Regions from separate parts of the Mus musculus genome. Here region 2 is linked to region 1. Evidence: chromatin loops called from intact Hi-C (ENCODE). Cell type or tissue: left cerebral cortex. All regions are shown on one strand. Each heading gives the region's core, and the rest is flanking DNA. Links, peaks and the distances in the headings are about the cores only.

Evidence for each region. Peaks named below come from ENCODE experiments on the same cell type or tissue, not always from the same donor. Only the 100,000 strongest peaks of a DNase experiment are listed, where the experiment ranks them.
Region 2: it touches region 1 in a loop (3.0-fold over the local background); 2 of 42 quality-filtered maps call a loop at or near these places.

The regions. Positions count from the first base shown.
Region 1 is chr11:103,410,368-103,425,895 of GRCm38, forward strand. It overlaps Gm39397 (a long non-coding RNA gene), which reads left to right and starts at 11,061. Exons shown (of 2, transcript XR_880238.2): 1 at 11,061-11,445; 2 at 11,545-11,675. It overlaps Plekhm1 (pleckstrin homology domain containing, family M (with RUN domain) member 1), which reads right to left and starts at 2,338. Exons shown (of 12, transcript NM_183034.2): 1 at 2,226-2,338. In left cerebral cortex, for the core only: CTCF peaks have their summits at 9,183, 10,040 (motif pointing left) and 11,136; no DNase peak of the experiment used is centred there.
Region 2 is chr11:103,665,954-103,681,481 of GRCm38, forward strand. It overlaps Gosr2 (golgi SNAP receptor complex member 2), which reads right to left. Exons shown (of 6, transcript NM_019650.4): 6 at 10,896-13,444. The coding sequence ends at 13,283. Among named protein-coding and RNA genes, the nearest start is that of Gosr2, 24 kb to the right of the region's middle. In left cerebral cortex, for the core only: CTCF peaks have their summits at 7,344 (motif pointing right), 9,799 (motif pointing left) and 11,247 (motif pointing right); DNase peaks (open chromatin) are centred at 9,803 and 11,252.

The DNA.
Region 1 (15,528 bases), core at 4,745-12,744:
TATTCAGCAGACTGGGAAGCTGAGGCACAACACTTTACGCTGTAGGGCTACTGAGAAATTTCTGCCAGTACACAAAGCTGCCAATGAGTGAAAAGCAACTCTGAAGGTTGCATCATCATGAGAGACTATTCAAGGCAGAGCTGCATTCAGCCTTCACAGAAGGAGACGGCTGTGGTAAGCATGGTCTCTCAAGACCCTTGCTGACAGGGCCTGAAGTGCAGCTCAGTGGTAGAATATTTGCCTCACATATACAAGGCCCTGGACTAAAACTCCAGCACTGGGCTTGCGTATGGGGGAGGGGGCTGCCAAAGACCCCTCCCAAAGCAAGCCCATTAGAACCTGGTTGGAAATGTCCTTGGACTATAAATGCTGAGCATAGGACTTAAAGACACACATCTGTCTCAACTACTGGGTTCACCTTTACATGTTCCTACAAACCCCAGTGGCTAAGACTAAGTGATCCAGGACCTACAAAAAGAGAAGCGATTTTACAGTCCCTGTACTGTCCTTCAGCCTCCCAGGACTCCTCCTGGCTTACAACATGCTTCTGATGGCCATTATGTTTCTGGGTTCAATAGTGGGGAAGCTCTGCATTCAGCTATGCAGAAAGGAACACTGGGTAGATTCTTCCTCACAGGTGCTAGGACACACTGGCAGGACTCTGTGATCACAACCAACTAACTCCACACTGCTTCCCTGAGGCTCTCTACTGACAGAACCGCCAGCCAAAAGGAAGGGCTGGTTTCCATTACCTCAGGATGAATGAGATGGTTGAGTGGCCACCTCTCACCTCCCAGGTATTTGAATGACACCTACCATTACAACAGCAGGCACAAATGACTTAATAGGAATGCCAGAAAAGCCATCTGTGGAAACACATTTAGGAGATCAGACACTACAAAGAACATCTCCCCCAAGAAGCTTTATACTCAGTTACCATCCGAGTCCCTACACACACCAATTTAGCTGTTTAGTCTGCTGGGCTCTGAACAAGGAGCAGACATGGCTGTTGAGGAATATAGCAAGTATGACCACTAGGGAGCTATACCCTAAATTCTCAAAGTGAAAGAGAGCTGGATCAAGGAAGAAAATGACAGGAGTTGAGTAGATCTAGTTAATAGCAATTCTGGGAAGCCAGGCATGGTGACTCATGCCTACAATTCCAGCACTTGGGAGGTGGAGGCAGGGAGGATCAGGAGTCCATGGCTGTTTAGATTGGCTGTCTTAAAACAATAACAAAAACAAAAAACAAAACCACCCTCCATCCTACAAAAACAAACAAACAAACAAACAAACAAAAAACAGATTAAAACCAGGAGTGGTGACCCACACTGTGAGTTTGAGGCCAGCCTGATCTACATAGTGAGTGATCTGAGAGAGAGATCTAAGGCTAAATAGTGACATGCTGTCTCAAAAACAACAACAACAACAACCCAAAACCCCAAACTAACAGTGATGTTAGGGGGCAGGAATATTATGTACATGCATAAAATTCTCAAAGAATTAATAAATGCATATTAAATTTAAAGTAACGAAAGGACTGGGGGAAGTGGTAGAAACTGAGACAGTCCTCTACAGCAGAGTCGGGGACAGTTTAATATTAAGTCTTAGACAGGAAAGTGCCTGAGAGACCTTACCTCTGTGATCAGCTAGGGAATTAGGTAAAAATCGGTAAAGAAAAGATACACACAAGCCTTGAGATAAAGCTGTGACGTCAGTAACCAAGAAGAAACCGGCAAGTTCAACAGGAGAAAACTTCAGTAGTGGGTCAATGGGAGGGAGGGAGACTTAGCGTGTTTGGGACGAGTGAGCCAGATACGACAGGCTGCGATAAGAAATTGAGCCAGAATGGAGGGTCGAGGGAAGGTTCAGAAGAGATGAGGGATAAACGCGATGTTGAGATAAGAGGTGGCGAAGGGATGTGGCTCGCTCGGATCGGGTTGCAACTGGGCTAAAGAGGGGTCACGAGTGAGGCTACACTTTTGCAAGACCGGTGGTTAGGGGACCCGGCTTGGGGCTGAGGTTGGCTGCGGTGGAGACGGAGGGGAGAGAGCCGGTGGCCACTGGCTGAGGTGGGAGCAGGCCCGGGCTGCGAAGGGCCGAGGTTCCCACCCCAAGTCTCCAGGCGCACAGGGGTCGCGAGTGGCTGCGAGGTTGCGGGCCCACCGCCGGGTCGCATCACCGCCCCGCGCTTCCCTCCACGTTCAGACCCCAGACTCACTCACCGAAGGGATCAGGAGCAGGTGGCGGCGCTCCGGGCGAAGCGAGACCCCCCTCGGTTCCGAGCAGAAGCTGCGGCTCCAAAGGCACTGACAACAGGAAGCGGCGCGCGGCGTCTGACGCCATCACGTCGGCTCCTCGCTACGGCCCCGCCCCCAGTCCTCAAAAACCAATCACTGGGCCTAGAGGAGCCGAGGGGCGGGGCCGTCAGCTCTTCCCTTGCCCCGGATTGCAGGGCTTCTTGGCTCAGGTGAGCGATCCTGCCGCTCTCGCTACTCTGGCTCTGGGTAGCGCAGAGAGGCTGGACCCTTGGAGCTTCGGGACTTCTGCGTCCCGCAGCTCTGCCCCTCAATCGCATCTGTGCAACTTTGGGGTTGTCGTGTTTGCCCCCTTAATCCGAAAATGCGCCCTGTTGCGCCATTAACCCGTATGTTTCCCTAAGGGCATTAGTAGTGGAGGGAGCAAGTGGATCCTGGGTCCAAGTGGGACCTTCAGGTCTGGTTTTTCCGGAGCCAGGAAACAGTTGTTTTGACTTGTCTCATACCACGTGATCGCCCTGAGGGCTCTCTTGGACCTGTTAGTTTAATTTGCCTGCGGTCAGCCCTTTGAGGCATGAAGCCCAGAGGACCTGCTTTTTGTCTTCTCACTATTTAATTGCTTTTGTTCCATTACAGAAAATGACAGCTGTCTCTCGGAATAGACGCGGAAGAAAACTGTCAAATGTAGCAACCGTGACTAATAAAGGGCAGGCTGGGCAGGTCTGAGGACCGTGCCCAAAAGGGAACCTAGGACCTAGGTGTGGGCCATAGAGGTGGTGACTGTAAAAGAAAAGACTCTCTGTGAGTTTATATGAACTTTGCTCCTATTGACTTAGAGGACCTTGTTTTCTTGGTGTCTTCCATCCCCTCTGGCTCCTACACTCTTTCCACCTCTCCCTTGGGGTTCCCTATCTGCTGTAGAAGGAAACTTCTCTAATGATGGCTGAACAAGGCATTGATCTATGAGTACCCAAATGTCATTAGGAGTCATTTTATCACTATGTCTTTTTTTTCCTTTTCTTTCTTTCTTTTTACCAGTTGTGGTTTGAATGTGCTTGGCCCATGGGAAATGGCACTATTTAGGAGGCATGGCCTTACTGGAAGAGGTGTGGCCTTGTTAGCGGAAGTATGTCACTGTGGCTTTGAGGTAATATATATTTGAATATATGTTCAAACATATATATGCTCAAACTCTGCCCAGTCTCTTGGTTGCCTTCTTTTTTCTTTCTTTCTTTTTTTTTTAATTTATTTTATTTTTATTATATGTAAGTACACTGTAGCTGTCTTCAGACACTCCGGAAGAGGGAGTCAGATCTCATTAAGGATGGTTGTGAGCCACCATGTGGTTGCTGGGATTTGAACTCAGGACCTTTGGAAGAGCAGTTGGGTATCTTACCCACTGAGCCATCTCTCCAGCCCTCTGGGTTGCCTTCTAATCAAGACTCTTAAAAAAAAAAAAAAAAAAAAAAAAGCTCCTCCCCCAGCACCACACCTGTCTGCCTGCTGCCACGCTAATGACGGAACCTCGGAACCTGTAACCCAGCCCCAGCTAAATGTGTTCCTTTATAGGAGTTGCCTTGGTCATGGTGTCTTTCACCACAATGGAACCCCTAACTAAGACACCAGTCTTATTTGCTTTTACCCTAGGTCCCTGGGCTATCTGGTCTTTGGTTCTTGGTTACCCCAAGCATGTTGGGTATGGGTTCCACCTGGTGAAGTGGGCCTTAAGTCAAATCCGTTACTGGTCGGTTTCTCCCATAAGCTTGGCGCCCCCATTGCCCTAACATATCTTAAAGGCAGTACGTCATTGTTATGCAGGGGTTGCAGCTGGCTTGGTGTTCGCGCTTCACATTTGGTAGTGTGCAAAGTACCCTCTTGTACCAAAGACACCAGAACATAGGGATAAAGGCTCTGTTTAGGCACCTACTCAGCATCTTCAGGTTCAGTGAGGTGTGCAGGTATTGTCTTAGCAGTGGAATCTTGCTGTTGGTTTGTGGCGAGCAACCTATAGGCTAGGCAACAACTTGGGTTGTTTGGTGATCCCCATGGGCCTCTTTGGCCAATGACTCAATTAGCTGTAACCCAGTCCCTGTACTGGAAGCTTTGTTTGGTGACAAGAGATGGCCAGTTCACAGCCTGTCTGCTGGATCATTTGGAGCTTTCATTTAGATTGCCTTCATATATGTATATATTTTAGGAAATCTGTCCTGTATTAGTTTTTCATATTACCCTTTAAATGCCCCCTTAATTTTAGCTGTCTCTCCCTGAGTAGTCTCTCCCCAAACCCCCTCCTCCTTCCCCACTTGATCCTCCTGTTCCAAGCCCGCATCCATCCATAATCTTTTCCAAAGAAGAGCTGTCTGTCCCCTCTATTCCCTTCCTCTACAGCTACCCGGCGTGGTTCTACAGATTGTAGCTTAGTTATCATTGACTTAACTGCTAATGTCCACATATAACTGAATAGACACCAGGTCTAGGATACCTCACTCAGGATAATTCTTTTTCTAGTTATATTCCCTTTGCCTATAAATTTCATGATGTCTTTTTTTTTTTAATGGCCGAGTAATACTCTGTTGTGTAAATGTACCACATTTTCTTTATTCATCTTCTACGGAGGGACATCTGTTTTTCAATTTCTGGCTATTGTGACTGGGACAGCAGTGAGCATGACTGGACAGGTGTTCTGTGGTAGGACAGGTAGGTTTTGTGTTCCATCCTTTGAGTATATGAGGGAGAGCGAGTTCCCATCTTCCCGAGGAACTGCCAGCATGGGTCTGCACCTGGTCCTCTGCATTTAGGTATCCAGTTTATGTTTCTGTGGGATTTCTGAGTGTGCAAACAGTGGGTCTCAGATTCTGTACCTTCTCTTAGCATGTTTCCCTTCCGTTCATGTGTCCTGTCCATCTTCAATGTGGTACTTTTTGTTTTAACTTATTATATTTTATTTTGTTATGTTTACAAAAAAAAAAAAGCATTCTTGAATGGAAACCTCGCACGAGGGTAAAGATTAACAACTGGACTGTTCATTGTACTTGGTGGGAGAAGGAAAATCAGGTTTGTTTTTTTTTTTTCCCAGTGACACTGGGAATATCAACCCCTCTAGGGCAGACCTCATGTCAGGAGTAGCTGAACCTGACTACACCGTTCTTGTGTGTGTGCCCGCGTGCTGGAGTGCTTAAACTTGGTTACACTTTGTTTTTTTCTTTTTGGGAGTTATCTTGTTTTCTTGGTATTGTATGGGGCCTTTGGGTTTTTGAGAAAGAACTTAAAGTTGGGAGGGGGAGAGGATCTGTAACAACTTGGAGGAGAAGAATGTCATCAAAATGTAATTAAAGTTAAAAATTGTTTTAACTAATAAAAATATAATTAAAAACAAGAGTGGCAAAAGAAAAACCAAACAAAACCAAACCAAGAGCATCTAGGTGGTAGCCCTCAATCCCCCAGTTTACTACTTCTGTGTGTGGTGGGAGGTCATAGATGATTTCATAGAATGTTCTCTCCCTGCCTTTACATGGGGATGGAACTTAGACCAGGCTTGCCTGGCAAATGCTTTTATCCTCAGCTATCCCTGACCATACTCTCTGCTGGCCTGAGTTCTGCTCCAACTCACCCTGAGTTTAGCCTCTAATAGCCAAGAGCACAGTGTCTGCTTCCAGAGTGCCTGCTTCCCATTTGGGGGTTAGCGGTAGGTAATTCCCTCATCAGGAGTGACCCCTCCTCCACAGCTGCAGGCTAACTGAATCTGAGTGTGTAGTGGTACCATTGATGGCTCAGAAGCAAAAACTACAAATTAAAGACACATAAACCATTACTATTTTTTTAAAATAATTTATTTTTATTTCGTGTGCATTGGTGTTTTGCCTGCATGTATGTCGGTGTGAGAGTGTCAGATCTCCTGGAGCTGCAATTAGTTCAGTTGTGAGATGCCTTGTGGGTGTTGGGAATTGAACCCAGGTCCTCTGGAAGAGCAGACAGTGCTCTTAACCACTGAACCATCTTTCCAGTCCCACAAACTATTTTTTGACATTGAGCAGTGTTTTTGATTGAATTTAGGGCTTTGCCTATATGAAACACTCTACCACTGAGCCATGTGGAGAGCTTTGGGGGCTGCCTTCTAGGAATTTGGCAGGAATTTGACATTGGGCTAGGACATGGAAGCAGGCTCAAGATGAATACAGCTGAGGGATGTGTTCTTTGAATGGTGATGGGTCTTCTTAAGACCCTGCGTACGGTAATCATGGGAACTTTGTTTATGCTTTGTTTGTTCCTTAACTACTCTGTTTATGCCTTAGGATTGACCGAATTCTTTGTATGTACCTAGAATGATGTAAAAGCAGAAAAATAAGCCTGCTTCAGAGTCAGTGCTGGCTAGGGTCATGTTATAGTGTTGTCTAATTGTCTTTTTCTTTTCAATCCTCACTCCCTCTCTTGAGACTCTATTTGGCTGACTCAGTTGGCTTGGTCAGAGATATATCCCCAACACCTACAACTTAAAAAAAATTAATGTCTTCAAGGGGCTAGAGAGAAAAGACTTGGGTTCAGTTCCCGAACACATTATTTCTCCCCCCACGCCTCCCCACACTGTGTGTGTGTGTGTGTGTGTGTGTGTGTGTGTGTGTGTGTATGCTTTTACACTTGGAGATCAGAAAACCACCTGAGGGAGGCTAAGAGTGTGTACCGTTCTTGCAGAAGGCCTGAGTTCAGTCCCTTCTACCCCTGTTGGGTGGCTCACAGCTACCCATGACTCCAGGCTGGCAGCATGGTGATGTTCACCTGTAATCTTAGCACTCGAGAGGCAGAGGCAGGTGGACCTCTGAGACTCCAGGCCAGGCAGGACTACACGGTGAGAGTGAAAACACAGGGGAGGCGTCCTGCATTGCACCCTTCTGGGCTCTCTTTGTGAAGACAGCTGCCATCCCCAGTGTTCTCTGTGTCCTTCCAGAAAGGCCCTATAGAAACATGATCTGTTAGAGCTGACGAAGTGAGCCTGGCATGGTGACATTCACCTGTAATCCTAGCCAGCCTGGTTTACTTAGTGTGTTCTATAGCAAGACTATGTTTAAAACAAGCAACAATAAAAATGGAGTAGATGCATGCTGAGGAAGTGGCCTTGAACCGTGGACCTTTAATCAGCTACATGTGGGTACTTAACACTTTAAACATGGCTTGTGTGATGTTAAGGGCTAACTCTTACACGTTATTTCATTTGCACTTATTAAATAGCTGTTTAATTTACATAGTGATAGGTGAGCAGTGACCAGTATTGGACCTTCTTTTCTCTACACAAAACACAATGCTTAGCATCACATTGTACTGGGATAGCCTCGCTACTCAACCCCTACTTAAGAAGATTTTTTTTTCTAGTCTCTCCCTCATTTTAAAAACTCACTACAGAGTCAACAAAGACTATGAGAAGAATGTTCCTAAAATACAAGAATAGACTGCAGACCTGCCTTCAGTCATTAGAATTCTCCTTAAGGAAGCCCCACCTACCTGGAGCAGTGGGAGCTGACCAATCCAGCTGTTCCTGTGTTTGAACTTGAATGACCTCCAAACGCCCACATGATAGTGGTTTGGTCCTTAGCCTGACGCTGTGGAGAGTTTATAGAAATGTTAAGAAATTGAACTTAGAAAGAGGTCTTTCAGTCACTAGGAATTGAGCCTCAGAGGAGACAATAGGACCACACCTCTTCTTCCTTCTTTTATACCCAGCTGTGAATATGTTTCTTCCAAGTGTGTGTGTGTGTGTGTGTGTGTGTGCAGGGTGTCACCATGTTGTACTGTCCCGCTGCAGGCCCACTCAGTGATGACTGATCCATCCAAAATCGCATGCCAAAGCAAACCTTTCCTCCTAAACAAACAAACACTACAAAAGGCCTGGAGCCCAGGGGCCATCAGTTTTTATGACAAGATATAAAGTCATCCACATATGTTATAATCAAGGCATCCTATGGCACACTGACCATCCCTTTCCTCTATCATCCTAACCTGAGATGACTCCATGCTGTGGGGACTGGGGAGTAACTGTCATGAGTCACCAACTGTCCTAGGGTACCCTCTGCATGCATGAGGCCTGGGCCCACTTCAGGGTTCATCACAGTCCTCCTTCAGTGGTTCCCCTAGGAAGGCAGCAGTTGCAGCAGGACAGCTGTCACGAGCCTTGCCTTTGCCTGGTAGTTACCCCAAGGAGCCTGGGAGGGAGTGGTCAGTGCTGATGGGCAAGCTCAGGACCTGGAGTTCTCAAGTGGGTCACTGAGTGGATTCACACCTTTAGACAGCTTTCCTAGCAGGACATTTTAGGTGATGCGAATCTTTTTGGTGGTGTTAGGGGTGCGGGGGGTGGTTCAGGAGTGGTGAGCTCTTGTCTCATTAGGTAGCCCAAGATGGCCTGGAACTCCTGAATGTGAGGATTGGGACACTATCTTCAGAATTCTCTGTGGGAGGCAATAGATTCAGGATTTGGTGGCAGAGACCCCTGGGTGCAGATCTCAGCTTCAAAGGGCACAGTCTCTATAGTTCGTGGATCATGCGATGCCTTGGTAAGCCAGTCTGTGTTCTACAAGTCACTTGTGGAGGGTGAAGGAAAAAGACTGAAACTGAAACATACTCGGGAATATTCCCAAGTCATTCATGAGGCATGGCTCAGTTCTAAGCACTTCAGGAAGGGTGTGGTTGAAGAGGAAGGAGTTATGGTTCTTGTCCCATCAGGGTTTCTGACACCAAAGAGAACTGAGTCCAGAGGCCACTTCCTGTCGCTATGGTGAACACTAGAAGAATGAGCTCAGGTTTATGCAGCCTCCAAACCAGGGCTCCTCATACCCTGGCAGAGTACCAGGTCTCAGTCTCCAGCACCTCCCAGCATCCAGTCTCATTGTGGCTGCACTGCCCTTTCCTGTCCCCCGGCACCGGGCTTCCCCTAGTGGCTTGCCTTGGCCTGTGGCATGAAATACTAAGCCTGTGCTTGCGGAGACTTCCTAAGGTTGTGCTGGCCTCTGCTTTCGCAGAAGAGCTTCTCCTGGGTACCTGCTGCCTCTCCAGCCTGGGTGACAGAGTCAGCAGGATGGAACTGGGCTGCAGGGGCTCAGAAACCAGCCAGCAGTACGTGTCCATCGCTAGCATAGTCGGCTGAGGACCCGTGAGGATTCTTGTCCTAACCCTTAAGTTTGAAGACGGTGTATTTCACTACACCATTGTGGCAATAGCTGACCTTTTATTAGGTTGTAAGTTCACGCTGAAAGGAGGAAGCAGCACCACAGTGTGTTACGAGAGAAGCGTACTGAGTTCTTACTGAGTACTCTGTTTGAGTCGAGGGCAGGGCACCCAGATGGTTCATTTGTTCAGTGGATAAAGGTGCTTGCTGCTGCCGATGCAAACCCGAGTTTGGTTATCATGAGTCCACGTAAAGGTTGAAGGATACAACCGACACCAGGAACTTCTGCACGCTGTCTAACCCGCACATACAATGATGAAAAGAAGTCTGGGATGTAGCTCAGTTGGCAGAGTGGTTGTCCAGCTCATGAACCTTTGAGATCCATCCCAGCACGGAAGCAGGATGGCACAGTCCTATAATCCCAGCACTCAGAAGGTGATAACTGTAGGGTCCTAATGTTAAAGTCTTTCTTAGACACAGGTAGTAGAGCAGCAGCCTGGGCTACGTGAGACCCAGACTCAAAACAGACCGACAAAACCAAAATTATCCTGGGCTGGAGAGATGGCTCAGCAGTTAAGAGCACTGTACTGCTCTTCTGAAGATCCTGAGTTCAAATCCCAAACCAGTTCAAACCACATGGTAGCTCACAACCATCTGTAATGAGATCTGACACCCTCTTCTGGTGTGTCTGAAGATAGCAACAGTGTACTTACATATGCTGGAGCAAGCCAGGCCGGAGTGAGCAGAGGTCCTGAGTTCAATTTCCAGCAACCACGTGATGGCTCACAACCATCTGTACAGCTATAGTGTACTCATATACATAAAATTAAAAAAAAAAACAAAATTATCTTATAGCCGAAACACATCATTTATAAGGCTGAGGCCGAGGGATCATAGTGACTTCAAGTCCAGCCTGGGCTACAGTGTTGAGACCCTATCTCAATATGTGTGTGTGTTTTATATATATATATGTGTGTGTGTGTGTGTGTATGTGTATATATGTGTATATATGTATATATGTGTGTGTATATATATATATATATATATATATATATATATAGTGTGTGTGTGTGTGTGTATGTGTGTATACATATGGAACACTTCACAAATGTGTCATTCTTTTACAGGACCATGCTAAGGTATGTATAATTCCAATTTTACTATATGTGCTGCAGGCTAGTGTGTGTGTGTGTGTGTGTGTGTGTGTGTATGTGTGTATACATATGGAACACTTCACAAATGTGTCATTCTTTTACAGGACCATGCTAAGGTATGTATAATTCCAATTTTACTATATGTGCTGCAGGCTAGTGTGTGTGTGTGTGTGTGTGTGTGTGTGTATGTGTGTATACATATGGAACACTTCACAAATGTGTCATTCTTTTACAGGACCATGCTAAGGTATGTATAATTCCAATTTTACTATATGTGCTGCAGGCTAGTGTGTGTGTGTGTGTGTGTGTGTGTGTGTGTGTGTGTGTGTAGTGGTGAAAGGGAAGGTACTACCATGTGTGTAATTTGTAGGTGTTGGTTTTCTCCTTCTACTGTTTAGGCACTGAGCTCCCTGGCTGAGCTAGCTGTCCCACTGACTGCTGTCCTCTGACTGCTGTCCTCTGTCTCCCTAGGGATACTGCAGTCTGAAGCTTTCTTAGCAGCCCCAAGTCCGAGTCTCAGGTTCCTCCAGCCGCAGAAGCCCAAACTTTCCATAGTGTGGCGCCAAACCCTCCTTCAACGTCACCATCCTCAGAAAGCCTCTTTATCCTCTTTCCACTTCTGCTGTAGGCTTCAAGTCCATGTCATCACTCCCTCTCCCTACACACACACCTCAGGGGTTGGGGACTAGGGACAGAATGCAGGGGCTCATATGTTAGGATGCTAGGTACAACTCCCCGTCCGTCCTTCACCGTCCCTTTCCTATTTTGAATGGGTGTGTTCCCCTCTTACCTCTCTTCCAGAACGCAAGATGACAGCTCACCATCCCACCAAGGCTTCGGAAGCCAGAGCTTGTGGGGCCTGGCAAGAGGCTCTGGGCTACAGGTGGGCACTCCATCTGGGCAATGCTATCTGTGTTGGGAAGCCCAAAGGTAAGAACCCAGCCTGCCTCTCAGACTTAACTAGACACCAATCTTCCTTTAGGGCTCCACCTGGGTCCTCCCCATTCCTCTCCCTGGTGACTCCCAGCCTGAAAGAAGCCAGAGGACTTTGTCATCTGTCTACCCTGTGGTACCTTAGTCCTTTAAATGAGTGTATAAAGCTTGCTAAATCTCTTTGTCTTGGAGATTGACTTGGGGATGGGGGAGGGGCACATAAGGATGGAAAGGGGAGGTGTTGGGGACCAACTGCTTAAATAAGTAGCCCAGTGCTGTTCAAGGATAGAGGTGCACAGATGGTATTTGAAGAAGTGACATTTCTTTATAATACCTTTTTTGGGCAATATCGTCATCCCCCCCATTCCCACACACACACACCAGGAGTTGGGGGACTAGGTACAGAATGCAGGGCCTCATTGCAGGGTGCAGTTTGAAAGAGGGCTACGCTTTCAGTGACCTGCAGACCATCTGGCCTTCATTACAGACAAAGTGAAGGATCCGTTTCAGTCATTGCGTCACCTGCTGGTTGGCTGGAATGACACTGTACTGGGTCTCTGACAGTTAGGCCTCCACCATGTAACCCCTTGTGGACCTCCAACTCTTAGAGAGCTGTGGACATTCATTAGTCTACCAAAAAGCTGGGCCAGGGACCAGGGTACCTTCAAGTTACAGGTGGGGTTTTCTCATCCCAGCTGGATATGGAGTTGTGGTGCAGAGTGACCTTCAACGTCCACCCCATTCTGTGCAGGGTCAGGAAACCCAGGAGCCACACACCATTGAACCCATGGCCAGAATATTACCTGCTGGTAATATGTTCTTGTGTAAAATTCATAAGGGGGGGGGAGAGGTGGCTGCCTTCTGATTCCTTCTCTGCAGTAGCCATGTACAGCACACCAGTCAGCAGCCAGGGGACCACGGGACTACAATGACTTTAGCAATGCTTATACAGGATTACCAACTCTTTGACTTTTCTGGAAAGCATCCATGTCAAAGGAAACAAAGTTAAGAGGTATAGCGACTCACCAGCTGTCCCTACCCCTAGTACCTTCAACAGAAATGACTAAGGACTTGCACAGAGTCCCTTGGAGATGTGAAGGTAGAAGGTAGGCTGTTTTGGAAGGGGACGAGGAGCTCCGCTGGGGAGAGGAGATGACAGGGTGACAGAGAAGGTGAATGTCATCAACATATGTTATACACATGTGAAAGCCATGGTGGGGCTGGAGAGGTGGCTCAGTTGCCAAAGAGCACACACTGCTTTCACTGAGCCTAAGCTCAGTTCCCAGCACCCAGGCCCAGTGGCTCACAACCACCTGTGATGCTGCATCCTGGAGGATGCGATGTCCTCCTGCTTCCCCGTGCACAAAACCACGCGCAGCCAGTATACATCATTAACAATAAAGTAAAACAAAGTTATAATGGAACCCGTTCTCTCAGACAGTCAGTTTACAGTAAACAAGGACATAGTAACAATGAAAGAAGTGAGTCTTTTTGGTGTGACATGTTAAGAATGGCTTCAAGTCTCTTGTCTGAGGGAATGTGCTCTATCAGGAAATGCGTATTTGGTACCTGCCACCCAGTTGCTGGCACAGAGCTCCTAAAGTACTTGGACGTTTTTATTGCAGTCAGAGTGCCATTTGTCTGAATGAGATCACTTTTGGTGAGTTTTGTTGTTGTTTTAACAAAGTTCAAACCATTAGGTTTTTTATCAATCAAACTCAGGAGCCAGATGCTAAGATGAAAACCTGCTAGCTCAGAGGAACAAAGAAAGCGCCCAGCTGACCTTTCTACTCCTCTGACATCCCAGAAGGAAAAAGCTCCCCCAACATCCAAGAGTGAAAAAAGCCATTTCTCCTTTTCTGCCCTGTTTTAAATACCTTTCAACCCAAAGGCCCCTCTTTCTGTGTAGTTGTGCTCACTCCTTGTCAGCTGGTCTTGCTCTGCCTCTTGACCTAGGGTTGACTTTATTTAGCTCTTGGATTTATGCTAGGACTGGGCCACCCCACAACTATCTGTTTACAGTAAACAGAAAGTTCTGGGATCAAAGGCTGAACCATAGCACAGTTAGAAACAATCCACAACCAAGAGATTCACAATGTGGTAAAATATCCTGCAAACAGGGTTTCTGGATAGAGATTAGTCCCCACCAGCCAGACCAAGCCACAGTTACCTGCTTGGAATGTTCAGCCTCAGTCCACGTGCCCTGGGGAGGGGTAAGGAGGTGGAGATGGAGGGTCAGGCCAGGTATGGTAGCTCACACTGGAAATCTCCACCTCCAGAATGCAGAGCATGCAGGATTACAAATTCTGGGCTAGCCTGGGCTAGCAGCAAGACTATGTCTCAAAAGTCAGTTGGGCTTGTATGATAAAAGATTCCATTGATGTCCCTAAAGATGATCAGGGTGGTTCTGGGTAATAAACACACCCACATGGAAGGAGAGTTCTGCCCCCACCCCCCAGCTCCATATTGCATGGAGCCTGCCCTGCTCACCTTCCCTGTGTGCTGTCATCTGCTCCCTGAATTCTTTGGGTAATGCAGTAGTGACCATTTTTCTGGCCCTCATGATTCATCCTAGCAAGTGACCAACCCTGAGGTGGCCGTCTAGCTGGTAGGATACACAAGTCACAACCTGGACTGTTACTGCCACCTCAACAGGGCCATCTAGTAGAGCTGAGCCCTTATCTGAGCAGTCTGACCCTGACTCTACCCTGACTCCAGTTACAGCAAAGTCCAGCAGATTCTGGGACCCCCTGCTGGTATATGCCCAGAGAACTCAAAAGTTGCTTGGTGTGGGTACACTCCCCCCCCAAGTTGGTGTCAGAAGGACTGAGAATGAGTGAAGTAGCAGAAAAAAGGGGGTGCTTAACTCTGCGTTCAAGTAGTTTAAAAATGAGCCCACAAATTCTAGAACCCCCTTTTCAAAAGATGGTGCCTAGCATCCCCTTCCTCACAACTGAGGATGGCTAACACAAGCATGTGCCTGCAAGGGTGCTCTGATCTCATGTGCAAAGGAGGGGAGGTGATTGCTCTGCCATTTCTGGGGCTAGAAGATTATAACAAGGACTGAAAACTTGTTTTGGGGAAAATGAGTAACGAAACTCTAAGTGGCTTTGTGCAAAGCTATCCCCCTGGATATGATCTATCAGTTGTATCTTGAACTCTTGAGCAGCTCTGAGGAGACCCTCATCAAGATTAGCTTGTGAGACTTTCTATCATGGAGCTGGGGAGAATCCCACAAGGCTGCCCCTCCCTGAGAATTCATGGGCAGTTAACAGTTACTAGGGAGAGGGATGCTTGAGTCCTGGCCCTTTAGCAGTGCCTTTAGAGGCAGTTAACAGTTCCTCGGGGGTGGGGCTTATGAGGCCCCGCCCACCCCCGCGGCTAGCTCTGAGCAGTTAGCAGATGCTGGTGTGGCCGGGCTGAAATAGGTGTAGTGGTACAAAAAGTTGCTCTTCCTATCAGCAGACAGTATAACAACATGGTCATCTCTGGGGCTCATGTTTTCAAAAGATGGTGTCTAACAGCCATTTCCCTTGGACTGTGAGCTGTTAGGTTGACTGGCATTCAACGGCTGTTCCTTGTGCCAAGGCAGAAGTGTTGCTATGTGCTTTCTCATGTGAGGCCATAAGAGAGCTTCTCTCTCTCCTTCTTCCTCCACCTCTTTTGAGCCACCATGCTTTAATAACAGACATTTAATCAAGAATCATGGGGGAAAAGACCTGCGTGGGCAGGAACAGAGGAGTTCTCTCGACAACCAGCCGTGTCATTCAGGGGGCTGAAACACCTCGCAGATGGATCCTCTTTGGATGGCCACAGCCATCTTAACAGCATCATCACAGACTCATAGTTGGGACTGCTCTAAAGTTATTTATGAACTCTTTTAACCATAACAAATTGTGAGGGATAGGTGCTTATTAACATTTTCAGTCAGTTTTGGTGGGGTGATGTAACATCAGCCTGGAGACCCTCTGAGCTGATCTCGTGACACTTGTGACATGGCTAGGGACCCCTGGGCTCTAAGTCGTCCCTTCCA
Region 2 (15,528 bases), core at 4,989-12,988, 260 kb after region 1:
GAATAGGGGTTACCTGAGGCTCAAGAGAGGGGTGGCGCCCCTGAACAGCTCCAGGCTGGGGCTGTGTCTCATCTCTGAAGGTATCAGAGCATTTCTTTTCCCATTGGGTATGTAACTGGCTTTGCAGAAGTCCCCATTAGCAGCACTCTTACAGCTGGGGACACTGAGCAGGGGACGGGGAAGATCTTAATGCTGAGAGCCAAAAGACTGGAGGAACCTGGCTGCAACGTGGAGGGCAGAGAACCCCTGGGAGCGAGTTCCTAATCCAATTAAGAAGCAATCATGTGGACGTTTTTCTAAGACTGGCCAGTTACCAGGCACCTCCCAGGAGACTCTCTCTGGAGGCTTGACAGTTCACTGCTAAACCTGGGCTCTGGAGCTGTGGGCTGCTGGTACGGCAGGCAGCTGGGCGAGGAGCCCAGGCTCAGACAGCTGGGGTGGGAATCTTTTAAGGATGAACAGGATGGGTAAGGAGCTTGTTGTTGTCATGGAAACCAACCCTGGGTAGCTGAGACATGGCCCAGTGGAGAGAATACCACCCACTACTAAGCTTCCCTGTGGGCGGCCAGCAGGCACCTCCAGAACCCACTGTTCTGGCCAGCTTAGACACTGTGTCCATCCCATCTCTGCCTGCCTCCTAGGGACACCGCAGTCTGGCTATGTGAGGAAGAACTTAGACCAGTTCCTGAGGGGTCTGGAGAGATGCTTTGAAACCAGAAAAAAAAAAATCTTTTTGGCATAGCCCCTACTTCCCTTACCTAGCTGTGTTGAGCAGAAATATGGCACAGGGCCAGTGTGTAGGAACTGTGGCTAGGACCAGGGTCCCAGGCCAAGGCTAGGATGGGATGTTCAAGGCAGTAGAATAAAGTGGCAGAAGCCGTGAATGCCAAATATGTAACCTTCTCTCTGCCTCCAGCTGTCACCCCTAGCGGGCTGGGTGGCCCCTGACACGTTGTCTTTCCCTGAGAAGTTTCCTTTCAACTACACTGATCCTGTTCTTAGACTTAGAACCGGATGCTTTCGGTCTCATCAAGCCTCAGGACTCAGCCCTGGAAAGTATCCGGCCCCTGCACAGGGTACCCTCAAAGCGTCAGGGTCCGGGCTCTTCTCGGGTCAGGTGCTGGGGCAGCCCCTTTCTGGAGTCTTCCCAAAGCTCGGGGGCGATCTGTGCTCACACAGGGAGGGTTCCTCAAGCTCACAGCTACCCCTCGTTGCCTGTGGAGACAGGCCTAATAGGCAGCCTGTTGCAATTCTGCTTCCGTTTTCAATAGGTGTTATTTTAATTGGGCCTTTCCCTGGGACAGACATGAAGGAAAAAGCAATTTGCAGCGCAGGCTTTTGGCTCTGGGACTGAGCCCACGCTCAGCAGTTCCACTCCCCGTGCCCCCTCTCCTCCTTTAGTTCCCTCTCCTGGCCTTGTTGCTCCCTTGCCCTCAGCATTTCCCCAAGTAGTGGCATCCTGCCCACCCTAGATAGAGCAGCAGAGAGCGTGGGCTATGGTCCGTGAGGAAGGAGACAATCCAAAAGCCCTGCCAGGGGGTCACCAATAGGAAAGAGATGTGTGGGGGTAGGTGGGTGGGTGCCAACTCCCGTGGACTCTCAGAGATACTGAAAAGGCAACAACTGCAAAAGAGGACCTCAAGTTCCCATAGTAAGAGAGTGAGGGGCTTGAGAGACAGCCCAGTGGTTTAGGGCACTTTCTGCTCAAAGAAGAAGGGTTCCCAGAAACTGCACGGAGTGGCCCATAACCATATATAACTCCAGCACCAGGAGATCTGACAGCTTTTTCAGGCTTCCAAAGACATCTGCATCTCTCTCTCTCTCTCTTTCTCCCTCCTCCTCCCCTTCCCCTCTCTCTCACCCCCTCACACAATCTTTTTTCAGTTTTTAAAAAGAAGTTATCTAGGGGCTAGAGAGAGATGATGGCTCAGTGGTTAAGAGCACTGACTGTGTACTGGCTAGTTTTGTGTGTCAACTTGACACAGGCTGGAGTTATCACAAAGAAAGGAGCTTCAGTTGAGGAAATGCCTCTATGAGATCCAACTGCAAGGCTTTTTCTCAATTAGTGATCAAGTGGGGAGGTCCCCTTGTGGGTGGTACCATCTCTGGGCTTATAGTCTTGGTTCTATAAGAGAGCAGGCTGAGCAATCCAGGGGAAGCAAGCCAGTAAAGAACATCCCTCCATGGCCTCTGCATCAGCTCCTGCTTCATGACCTGTTTGAGTTCCAGTCCTGACTTCCTTTGGTGATGAACAGCAATGTGGAAGTGTAAGCTGAATAAACCCTTTCCTCCCCAAGTGCTTCTTTGTCATGATGTTTGTGCAGGAATAGAAACCCTGACTAAGACAAATTGGTACCAGCATAGTGGGGTATTCCTGTGACAACCTGACCTTGTCTTGGGGAGGACTGTGGAAGGACTTTGGAACTTTGGGCTTGAAGATCCATTCGTTGTTAAGAGCTCTGTCAGATGTTGTGTAGGAGCTTGGAAGATAATGTTGAGAACAGTGCAGAAGATGGAGAGGTCTGGCTTGTGAAATTTCAGAGGGAAGATTAAAGACTCTTTTCAGGGCCATTGCTATTTTAATTGGGAAGATTCTCTGGTTCTGGTTAGCTGGGGCTGAGGAATCAGTTGTGATTAACAAGATACCAGAACTACTAAAGTGAAACTTTTGCATTACTGGGACTATTGATGCTGGTTAGCTGGAGCTAAGAAATTAGCGGTGATTAAGAAGAGACCAGCATCGTTGAGATGACATCTTCTGGGAAATGCTTTCTGAGAGCACAAAAAGGCTGTGTTCCAGAGATAGCCAAAGTTGTACCTCGTGCAGCAGCAGGACTTGGTAATGTGTAAGAGTCACCCAGGTGGTACTGGTTTTGAAGGCATGAAGGGGTCATGCAGAGCAGCTGAGGCTCGGCACTGTGATAGGCCATGGAAGGCCATTGGTGAAGGTGCAGCCTCAGTTGCAATTGATGGCCCAGGACAGAAGGGGTCATGCAAAGGAGTTGAGGCTTGGCACCATGAAGAGAGCCTATGAGAGGCTGTTGATGAAGCCTAGTTACAGTAGAAGACAGCAGTGTTTTGGAGATACCAGTACCATGAGATGACCACCAAAAACAGCAGCAGCAGTGGAGTACAGGCAGCTGGAGCCTAGAAGACAACGTGTGTGCTACAACGGGCAAGGCTAGAGAAGTGACCCAAGCCCTTGGAGGAGCCCAGAAGATCGTGAGTTGGACCCCAGACATTGGACAATTGGAGGTTGATTTTGCTTTTCATTGTGACCGTGCCCTGATGCTTTTCCCTCTTGAAGGAAGTATTTTAGTGGAACCCACAGTTAAGAGACTTTTAATTGTAAAAACTTTGGATTTTAAGAGAGATTGAAATTTTAAGAATTTGCAAAGACTGTGGGACTTTTAAAGTTATTTAGATCTTGGGGATGAATAAGAAACTAAGGGTTGAGGTTTAATAGTGATGTGTTTGTGAGTCAAGTCGACAAGGTGTCAATTGTACTAGCTAGTTTTGTGTGTCAACTTGACACGGGCTGGAGTTATCACAGAGAAAGGAGCTTCAGTTGAGGAAATGCCTCCATGAGATCCAACTGCAAGGCATTTTCTCAATTAGTGATCAAGGGGGGAGGTCCCCTTGTGGGTGGTGCCATCTCTGGGCTGGTAGTCTTGGTTCTGTAAGAGAGCAGGCTGAGCAAGCCAGGGGAAGCAAGCTAGTAAAGAACATCCCTCCATGGCCTCTGCATCAGCTCCTGCTTCCTGACCTGCTTGAGTTCCAGTCCTGACTTCCTTGGTGATGAACAAAAGTATGGAAGTGTAAGCTGAATAAACCCTTTCCTCCCCCAAGTGCTTCTTGGTCATGATGTTTGTGCAGGAATAGAAACCCTAAGACATACTGCTCTTCCAGAGGACCCAGGTTCAATCCCCAGCAACCACAAGGCAGCTCACACTGTCTGTCACATCTGTTCTAAGGGAATCTGACACCCTCGAACAGACCTACATGCAGGCAAGACACTAATGTGCATAAGATATAAATTTTAAAAAGAGGAGACAGCTAGCCTGTCTTTTGTCTTTCTCCCATGACTTCTCCAGGAGGCCTTAGCAGGACATCCTCATAGGATATTCTCTCTCTCTCTCTCTCTCTCTCTCTCTCTCTCTCTCTCTCTCTCTCTCTCTCTCTCTCCCTCTCCCTCTCCCTCTCCCTCTCCCTCTCCCTCTCCCTTTCCCTCTCCCTCCATCCCTCCCTCCCTCCCTCCACAGGTATTTGTTTGCATGTATGTCTTATTTACCACATGTGTGCCTGGTGCCCTCAGAGACCCTGGGAATGGAGTTACAGTTGTGAGCCACGATGTGGATGCTAAGAATCGAGCCCCAGTCCTCTTAAAGCACATCTCTCAAGTTCCTGGTTTCCTCTTCAACCTCTGCTGCTTGCTTCCATTTTGACATTCATCAGGTGTCTGACTGTGGGGAGGCATAGAGAACGCAGGAGACAGATTCCTGAGCCGGCTCTCAGGTACCCTGCATGTGGCCCCTCCCTGCCCCCCTCCATACTCAACTCCAAGCCCCAGTGCCCACTGTAGGATCTCATGCAATTCTCAGGGTGCACCAGTCCACTCACAGCTCTTCCTCTGCCCTGACTCTCCTCTTAGGTGCTCCTGGCCAAGGCCTAGTGATCCATCTAGAGCCTTCCCCCATGTCGCCGTGGAAATGGGTCCTGCCGTACCCCTACATATCTTATGGCTGGGGTGAGGAAGTGGAATGTGGGTTTACTGTACCACTGTAAACCACGTGTGAACGGAGACATGATTCTGGGGAATGTAGCCTGCCATAATCTCCAGAGATATCTGTCCCCTGGTGTCACCCAATGCCATCTGCTCTTCCTAATGAGCAAGAGGTGGTTGGGAGCTTGACTGCTGTAGTTGGGCAGGTTTGGCAGAGTGATAGCCTACAAATTCTAAGGCCTGCTCATGAGATGTACAGATCCTGTCTAGTTCTTGTTTTCGGGTACCTCCCTTGGATCCCGGGTCCATGCTATGAGGAGGCCCTGGCCACATGCTTGAGTGTGCTGGTGCTGGCTTGGCAGCAAGTACCACTTGCTCAGGTGGTGAGCATTCTCAGGACTTTCCTCTGTAGCCTTGGGATCTTCCAGCTGAGGCTCCAAGATGTCACAGAGCAGTGACATGCTATACTAACCATGTCTTGTTCCTCAGCAGTTGTGAGGTGCGGCACTTGAATGCTGTGCCATGCAAACTAGTAGTGGTTTCCAGTGGGTGCCTTCAGTATTTATGGCCTGAATGGCTGAAGTCTAGCACATAGGATTAATCTTGACTGTCAAGATGAATCACCTAGGGGACAAAGATTTGAGTACGTCTATGATGGTGTTTTACAGAGAGGCTTAGCCTGCTGTAGGTGGTACCAGTCTCGGAAGAGACTGAATACAAGGGAGAAAGTGAGTTGTGCACCACTGTCTATCTGCTTCGTGGCTGCCAACATAGCATGATCAGCCGCTTCCCTCCCTGTGGCCATCACGCCTTTCCCACCATGATGGAATGAACCATAAATTTCCTGGGAGCCAAGACAAACTTCCTTTCTATGGGTTGCTTCGTCAAGTATCTGGTCCCAGCAAGGAGAAAAGTGACTCAAAGAGCGGGTGATGATTCCAGTCTGGCCTTTCCATCACTGCTCATCTTTCCTTCATTCTCTCTCCACAGTTCCATGGCTCACAGGGAACCCAAGGTAGCCCAAGCCTGCCTCTGTGACATTACTGAGTCTTAAAGCAACCCACCCCATAAGCTTTCCAAGATCTTCAAGTTCCTACTGTTCCATCTGCTTGAGTTGAGATTTCTAGTACTGACTATCTGGGTCATCATCAGATTCACATCTCAACATATATACATATATATATGTATGTATGCATACATACATATGGATATATATATGTATGCATACATACATATGGATATATATATGTGTATGCATACATACATATGGATATATATGTATATATGTATGTGTATATATATGTACATATATGTGTGTATATATGCATATATATACATATACACATATATGTATATATATACACATACATACATATATATGTATATATATATATATATAAATCGTTCTTGCTTCATATCTGCATATGCACACATGCACACACCGGGAGTATACATGTCAGAGGACAGCTTTATGGAATTGGTTTTCCTCTTCTGCCTTTATGGGTTTAAATGTGGGTCACCAGGTTAGGATAGAACATGCATTACCTGAGCCACCTCGATGCCCCTGCTTCAAAAATGTTTGTGTTCTCCTCTGTGCTGTATGCCGTTATTAACATCCCCCACATGAAGGCGCTGAGGATGAGTGGGGACCAATAACAATAAACAGGGCACTGGAGTGCAGCCTGTCCAGCGCCAAGCTCACGTAATGCTGATTAACAATAGCAAAGTTTGTGTGATTGTCCAGGCCTAAGCCTTGGCTGCAGACACCCCGAATCAGAGGAGTTACTGATCCCATTGAGGTAAGAGAAGCACATGAGAGAGGATGTGGCTTGCTCAAGTTCACACAATAAAGGGACAAGCTGATCTCCACAATTAAGTCATACAAACTCTTCTGACTTCTTTAAAAAACAAAAAAACAAAACAAAAAAATCACTTCCATTGACTGTGCTCTCAAATGCAGGTGTGTGAGCCTTCCTTAGGGAGTGTCTTTATTAGCCCATTATACAGACAGGAAACAGACTCAGCAGATGAAAGTCAAGGTTGGGGATGGTGACTTCACTAGGTTGGAGTTGGTGAGACCTGGCTACTGGGTGCTCCTGAGGAGACTTGTAGAGCCACAGTACACTCCTTCCTAGGTAGTGTGGTCCTAACAGCTTGAAATTCAGGAATGACTTAGGCCCTTCCCTACCCTTTTGGGTTCCAGAATGACATGGTACCTCCACCTGCACCTACTCCCATCCTGTGTCCCCCTCCCCAGCTTCCCTCCCTCTTCTTTGCTCAGTGCCCCCTAAAGCCAGTTCACTGAACACTAAACCCACTCCTCCTATCTGCCTAGGTCCCTGCCTCAGTCTCCAGCCCACTGCAGTACCCTTCAAGAGAGCCTACTTACCTAGTCCTGTCCCTCTGGATCCCAGGCAACGCTGCCCCAAGTGCCTGGCATCTAATTGCCGCCCCATACTATCTAATAATTAAGTTGGCCTCTTGATGGCCCTTTTGCCTCTGCCTCCCAAGTGCTGAGATTCAGGCCTTCATTACCATTCACAGCTTAAACGGACTTCATGGTTTTATATGTATGACTGTTTTTTCTGGGGGCGGGGGCATATGTGTGCACATGCATGCACATGCATGTGAAGCCAGAAGAGGGCACTGGATCCCCTGAACTGGAGCTACAGAGGGTTGTGTGAAACAATGTGCATTCTAAGACCGGAACCTGGGTCCTTCGCAAGAGCAGCAGCTCGTGCTCTATAGAGAGTAACCACTCTTCCGCCCCTTAAGTCGACTTTATGTTAGAAGGTGGCAATGCTGGGTGTGAGCTTTTTCCTTCACTGGGTTTCCCAGGGGGTCCCCATCTTTAACCAAGTGCAAGTAAGAGTGACCTTAACACTTATATTCCCGTGTCTTCTTATCAGAGATGACTACAGCTCTTGTTCTGAAATTCAGCTTTTGGCGTGGCCAACTGAGGGTCTTCTGGAGTCCCTAGACTGTGGTAAAAGGCTGCTTTCTGCCACAAGTGGAAAAAGAAATGGTTTCTCGTCTTAAATTGCTGTGGACACCGAATGCACACTCTAACTGTAACAACAGAACTTGACCAGCACGGGGAGACTGAGGTTTCATCTCTAAAACTTTTATCTTTCCCAAATTCACATCTGCAGAGGTCCCGTGGCTCTGAGGTTGCCCTGCCCTCCCACAGAGGGCATCTACTCCTTGCCTCTCTCACCCTGTGTCATGTGTCAGCATGTGTCAGCATGTGTCAACATGTGTCAGCATGTCCCGGACACAGAAAACTCCTCTTAAAAGTGTGGGGAGGCTACAGGGTGGGCTCTGCCCACATGACACCTGTTGCCATATTGGTGATGAGAGAAATCAATGTCTTCCTGCACCGCCCACACCCGTATCTCTGACAAGTTAACACCCACCACGCAATCAGCTCTGCCTCAAGCCTCTCTGTGTCTTAAGGGCAGCCAGCTCTTCCTGGGCTCCAGGCAGCTGCAAGGGATGGGGTGCAGGGATGGGGTGGGGATGGGGTAGGGGATGGGCAGCAAGCCCTCCCAACAGGTGTCTGTTTCCTGCAGCCAAAGGCTAGTTAGAGCGTATTAACGTGACAGACACCCTGCTCTTCTCAGCCCCTTTGGCTCTTCATCTCCTCCAAGCCCGTTATTGGCTATCATCTCTGGAAAAGCCCGACCTAGTAAATGTCCCTACTGGGACAGCTGTTGAGAGACATGGTCCCTCAGTTGTGGGGACTCTGTGTTACCTTGTCCTCTGGCTGGAGGACTAGGGCTAATCTCTGAAGCTAGATGGGGTTAACAGTGCACCACACTGGGAAGGCACTGTGAGCCCTCCCAGGAGAGCCTCTGAGAAATTCCAAAAGAACCCAGGCTCTGTCCCACACCAGGTAACTCAGAGCTTCTTGGAACTGACCCCTAAACTTAAAAAAAAAAAATCCTCCAGGAAGTGGCCAAGGCTGAGAAGCACCGCTTTAGTGACAAGAACTGAGCTTGTTGTCACTGTGGTCCCCTCTCCACTCCCTCTCTGGACTACAGCAGCCTCAGCAGCGGCTCAGCAGCTCTCACTAACAGCTGGAAGGAGGGGCTCTAAGACACCACCACTGGAATGGCAGAGTCAGAACAGCCTCTCACGTGGCCCGTCCCCTCACTCGGGTACCCAGAATTGGTCATCACTGTCTCCCACTATTTACTAGGGACTGGGATGACTGCTCCTGCTGACCTTTCTACTTTAAAACCCGACGCTAGTCAGTTTCTGCCCTTTACTTCCCCATCTGCTGCTGCTGAGCCCCCATGAGCATGTGGACCACAGCATTCGTAGCCATGAACTCAGGGTTAGGCTTCTGGGTATGACCACAGCTGAGCATTGAGCTCTAAACCCGTATGATGGGGCTAGGCTGGATTGAGGCATCTCCTGTAGGTCACTGACATGAGAGCTTGTGACCATATGACTGCCTACTATGTGCTGTGTGCCCTGACGCCCAGTAGGCAGGGAACACAGAGCCCCAAACCAGGTGTGACGTGGGAGAAGGGCTGAAAATGCACTATACAGATAGTGGAGGGCTGGCCTCTCACCCTGCAGTACTTTACTCAGGAGACAGAGCGCCATCAGCCAGTGAAGACCACCACTGGCCAAGGGCCATTTTAGGCCCTTCCTGATGGCCTAATGTAATAGAACCAAGAGTGAAATCCATGAGGGCCATCTAGTCTCAGACTGGCATTCGTGTCTGCAGCCGAGGTTATATCTGCACATGACATTTATCTGGGCAATGCACAAGGTCCACTCTGCATCCACACTGACAGTCAAAGTAAAACACTTCCACGTGGGGGACCGTGGTGTAGAGATGAGAAACGTTCTCCATGCCTGTTTGTAGCATGCAGAAGTCCTGAGGGGCGGGATGGAGTCCTGAAAACTGCTCGGGTTTCCTTGGTCATCTTTTGCCAGACTTCTAGAGTTCTAAAGCAGCCCAGAGCTACTGTACTGCCAAGAAACTTGCACCTCACAGGAATCAGCATCAAGCAAGGGCCTGAGAGGATCAGCCATGAGTAGAGATATATCACCCTCTAGTGGCAAGGTGTGGACATGGCACCTTCTAGCACCTGGAGACATTCGTGCTGCCTTGTTGCTCATTCCTGGCAGAGCATCTTCAGGGATGGGAGAAGCAGGTTGGTGGAGCTGGGACTACAGCCACACAAGGAGCCAGCTTCTCTGGAAAGCCATTAGCCCACTGTCTGCACAGCAGGCATATCACAGAACCTAACTCAGAGGATTGGGAAGGCTGTCTCCTACACTAAAGGCTATGGGGAAGCTGGCAGTACAAAGGGTCTGTCTGGTCTTGGCCTGAGGACAGGTGACACCCCACCCTATTCAGTCAGCAACATGCTCCTCTGCCGTTGCGAGTTACAGGAGGACTCCCAGAGATATGGCGAGAGGGCTTTATGACCTGTGTTCAAGTTCTCCTGATATGACATGCCTCTGCCTTCACGTTTATAGTCCTAATTTTGTATTTTAGCCTATCTATTTCCTTTTATGTATATGGTGTTTTGCCCGTATTTCTGTGCACAAGCTGTGTGTGTGCCTTGGACCTTCCTAGAAGAGGGCACTGGATCCTCTGGAACTGTAGTGTGTAGTTAATATGGCTGTGAGCCACCATGTGGTGCTGGGAATCAAACCCAGAGAGAGCAGCCAGTGCTCTAACTGCTGAGCCCTCACCCCAGGCCCTACGTCCTTGCTTTAATTATGGGACCTGAACTGCTGATGGAACACAGTGCAGTGTGAATGCCAGGCTAGCACCCTGGCACCAAATGACAGCCCCAGCCCCCAGTTGTTTCTAAGCCCTTAACTCTTCTGGAATGAGGTAGGTAGGCTACACTAAGACTTCACTGGAAACTTGCCAGTCTTGCTCTTTGTACATATGCAGAGCTGGTTCCAGATTCTTCCCAATGCTATCAAGAGAACAGCTATCTAAGAGGTAGCGGCTCCAGCAAACACATGGCAGTTTACCTGGGAACCTTCAGAACTGTTCTGAATCAGGTCTGGGATGTCTTTCACTTTCTACAGCTGCTTCTGAGACAGCTAGCTACCCAGCCTATGGCTCTGAAACAGTGTATATGAATGCTCCTAGCCTAGGAACAAAGGGGTAGTCAAGACAAAGAATGCCAAGTGCTTCTTTAAAGTTTTCTAAATAAACCTCAACTTTATTCAGCTGACATGTTCTGAAAACAAGGGGTGTAAATAAATTGCCAATCAAAGCTATTTAAATTCAACAAGGCAAGCTGGCTTTTGAGAAAAAGCTTGAAATGAAACCTGTAAAACCTACTATTTACTTGGTCCTTGGATTTAGCATTCCTTCAAGTGGCCATACATGGAGAATACATCTATTTTCTTAGTCTTAGATTCCTTCTGGCACCCTACTAGCTTCAAACCCTGTCACTTAGACGACTGTACCAAGGTGCACACATCATCTGCTAGCTGCAGCTTCTGACAAGCTCTGATAAGGATGCAGGCCTCCTCCACTAGAGGGCATCCCACTCAGGCTAGGGGCCCTTCCCTGCTGGAGCCTGTAAGGACAGTTTGCCCAATCAGGTCAGAGTCATCTCACAAGGCACTGAATGGAAATTTGAGGGAGGGCAGCCTGGGCAACCAGCTCAATGCCCCTTGAGTCCAGATCCTCTGCGTCCATTCCCTGCCCCCAGGCAGTAGTGCTGACCTCACCACAAATTCATTCCAAAGGGAGACCTGGCTGTGAAGGTGGAACATCAAGTTCACTAAAGCCAAGGACTGCTACAAAGGTGGAAACCCATTATGTACTACAAAACACTGCTCCAACAGCCAATGAAGGGCAGGGGCTAGGGCCTTTGCTGCCCACATTTTGAGTTCAAATGGCTCAATTACAGCTTGTACATCTTCCAAAGCATGCTGTCTGGTGGGATCTTCAGGTGCCAGGGGGCACAGGAGTCAGGTCTGTGCAGTACAAACTCTATGGCCAGCCAAAAGCCCATGCCCATCTGCCTCCCCAAAGTGAGATCGAGGTGTGGAGATGCTGCAGGTCTCCTGTCTCTAGGGCCACTGTTTCCACTCTGCAGGACTAGAGGGGGCACATTCCCCCTTTCTGACCAGCTATGGCACATTTAACCTACAGGGAAAGAGCAACAGACATTGCATCTGACCAGAACTGAGCTAATACCCAGGAAACTCAAGTTTAAAGTGTGTATAGTTGATAAAGTTCCCCAAAAGGATGCCACAGATGTACCCGAGAGACCAATACGGCTACACAAGGGGAAGGGTGAGACGTAACACCTACTGTGAAGAGGGAGACAGCAGAGGACGCTTAAGCAAACATAGGAAGTAGGTAGGGCAATCAAAGGATGGATTAATACTGACCAGTTTCCAGTTCTTAGGAGTTCTGGCATGTTTTTCCTACTAGGAGGCTACTAAATTTAGAACTGTTTGGGTGGACAGGGCCTGTGACTGATGAACAAATAAACTCACTAGATCGTTCTAGTACTTGCAGAGATTAATACAATGTGTGCTCAAGATACATTAACCCTCACACAAATTCTGCATTGCACCAGGTACTGACACAGCCTCAATCAAAAAGTAAAAATGCTCTGGTCCCTGAAAGTCTCACAAAAACACACTTCCCAGGGACATCCCCAGGGTGGCCTGAAAGGGCTGGGGAAAATGGAGGCTTAGCTGATTGATATATTGCTAATATGTTTCAAGGGGTAGATAGTCAAAGAACTTGAGAGGGCAGAACTAGATGAATCTGCAGCTGACAAGTCGCCCATTGCTCATGGCTACTTTCAAAGTGGCAAAGGCCCATCTGTCAAAGCCTGGGTGCAGGTGCCAAGCTACCGTCTCTGAACTGTAAGAGCCACTGCCGTATTAACTGGAAAACATTGGTGACTCAGGGCTTCCGTGTCCAGACTGAACACTCCCTGGGACACTGACAAACACCCAGCAACCATGGCATGGAAACACTTGCATTATCAGCAGCAGCACTGATGTCTCTGCTTCCCTGGAGTAGCTGCTTCCAGGAAAGGGTGCTGGTGTTAGCAGTTAGTCACCTACATGTCATGTTTTCTTAGGGGCTGGGGCCAGCCAGTGGCTAGAAGCAAGGATGTGAGAACTGATCTATCCCAGAGGGCACAGGGAAAGACCTCTCTCCTCATCTTCTCACTTGTGCTCCAGCCCACTCCATCAGGAGTGAATAGTGTGGACAGTCCTGTGTAAAAGCCTCACCATGCACGCTTTCCAGGGCAAGCATCAGCTATGTGGACAAACCACAAAACCCAGCCATCCCTCCCCCAATGAAAGCCAGAGAACAGGGTCTTGACCCACTTCCTAAGCACCACACGTCTTGGTGACCCAAGGTCCTACTCCCCAGATGTCACAGAAAACAAAGCAGGTTTGATACTAAGCCACGATTAGTCCTGAGGGGAGAGGTGTCTTCACAGTTAAGGCATACATTTCAAAAGGGCCTCCCAGCCCACTTCTTGCTTGCACATGCGCACACAATGGGAAGGCTGTCCAGTGCTGGGTACAGCTGGCTCATGTCAGGTACTGTACCACGAGGAACATGACTGCACAAGTGAGCAGCATCCCACCGATCATGAAGTACTTGTCCTGGAAGGCCCGCTTCTCAATCAGCCTCATCACTGTGTTGGACAAGCCGAGCATGTTAGCAATGTCAAGGATCTTCTTCTGAGTCCCCTGGAGAGATGAGAAGAGAAAGAAAGACAGAGATCAGCCTCACTGTCAAGGGTGGTTAAAGGTCACCACAGCCAGGGTTTTACTAGCAGACACTGTCTTCTTGGTCATGCCCTGAGAAGATGAAAGAAAGCAGCATTCACCAGAAATAGATTCATTCTGCCACGGCCAACTAGTGTATGGTTGAAGGCTAAGAAGAAGCCTTTTAAACAAACGGTGCTGGAAATGGCCACATAGCACAGACATGCAGCATCCATGTACATAAGTAAGTACTGTTCACGTGTCAGTAAAACAGTGAACCTGGATTCACACTGCATACAGAAGCTGGGGCTAGGAGATGGCTCTGCAGGGTGCTCTTTGCTGTTCTTTTCAGGCATAAGGCCCTGAGTCTGGGTCCCAGAATCCATGTAAAACACCAGGTGTGGTTACGCCTCCAGCCTCACTGCTGTACGGCACTGAGACAGGAGGATTGCTGGGGCTTGCAGGCCATTAGACTCAGTGATGGGCAGTGTCAGAGAGTGATGGAGGACACCTGTGCATACTCACACATTATGATACAGATACACATCTTGGCAATAAAAAGGACCTAATTAACATATATAACCAAACATGTCATAACATGAATGAACTTTTAAAACAGAGGAAGAAGCCACACAACAGTATCAATGCAATCATATGAAGTTCACCAATATAACAAGAATTTTTCCAACCTTTGAAACTACTTTTTTATACCTAAGTCAATTCATGACAACTGTATTACATACATATACAAGCAGACAAATTCCTCTGCTAGTCTAAGATAAATTACACACAAGTGTTTTTTCTGGAGCTCATTAAATTTTTAGAGGCAAAGTGGCTCAAATGGGAACAAATACGCTCAGAAAACTATGGGAAAAACTAAGCAAGCGTGTTAAAGATTACTTACACAATCCACTGCACCTGATTTTTAATATTATTTTTGCTTGTTTTCAAGATAGGGTCTCCCTCAGAGTCCAGGCTGGCCTGGAACTCATGGTCCTCCTCCCTCATGCTCCCCAGTGTCAGGATTCTAGGCATGTGCTACATACCCAGCCTTTCCCAGCCTTCAAATATACAAGTGTCTACCATGTGCATCCAAATTAAAATTCTTACAATAGTAAGTGAAGAGCTGCTTCAGACTGGAGCTACTGTGAAAGGAAGGGCTTGTGGCAGAGGTGTAAGGTGAGCAGAGGGCAGACGGCAGACTCCAGGCAGACCAGACAATTCAAGTCTTGCTAGGATCAGGTCACTCATTCTTTATTATGTTCTATTTTGTTCCATATTTGCTTGCTCCACTATTTTGTAATTAAGGCCAAGGGGTTCAACTAGTCTAAGCATGCTAAACTACACTTCAATGTGTCTTACTCCAATATTTTTACTCTTCTGAAAATAAATAAAACTAATTTTTCCATACACTTTAAATATATATATATGTATATGTATGTGTGTGCACCACATGCATGCAGGAGCCTGCAGAGGTCAGAAGAGGCACTGGATGCCCTGGAACTGGAGTTACAGATGGTTAACCATGACGTGGGTGCTGGGATAGCTCCAATCTGCTGACAGAGCTGCCCTACATACCATCATTTCTAAGATGAAGCAAAAAGCAGCTGACCCTGGGTCCAAGGATCTCTACTGCTTTGGGGCACAGGACTGATGGATGAGTTACTGAACAGTGGTGAGAAGCAGCAGTTATTATTAGTAGGTCTTCTCCAGAAAGGCTTACATACAGCCTGAGACTCTGCTGGCACACCTGCTCAAAGCAGGAATTGCCACAATAGAGATCTTCAACCATGAGCAGTTCTGGGGCTCACAGCTCCAAGCAGCTCCATGTTAGCTTTGCGATAACGTCTCAAGCCGCTTTCATTTACGCACAGTGTATAAGCAAATGCGGCAGAGTCGTTTTGGTAGCACCCTTGCCTTATGAGCTGTCCTACTGCCCAGCCATGATCCAGCTGGGAGCAGTGCTGCCGTCAAGGGCCCAATTGCCTGAAATGTTCCATCACTACCAGTTTCCTAAAAATCTCCGCGACGGGCGACACACAAACATTACCCAAACATACAAAAGC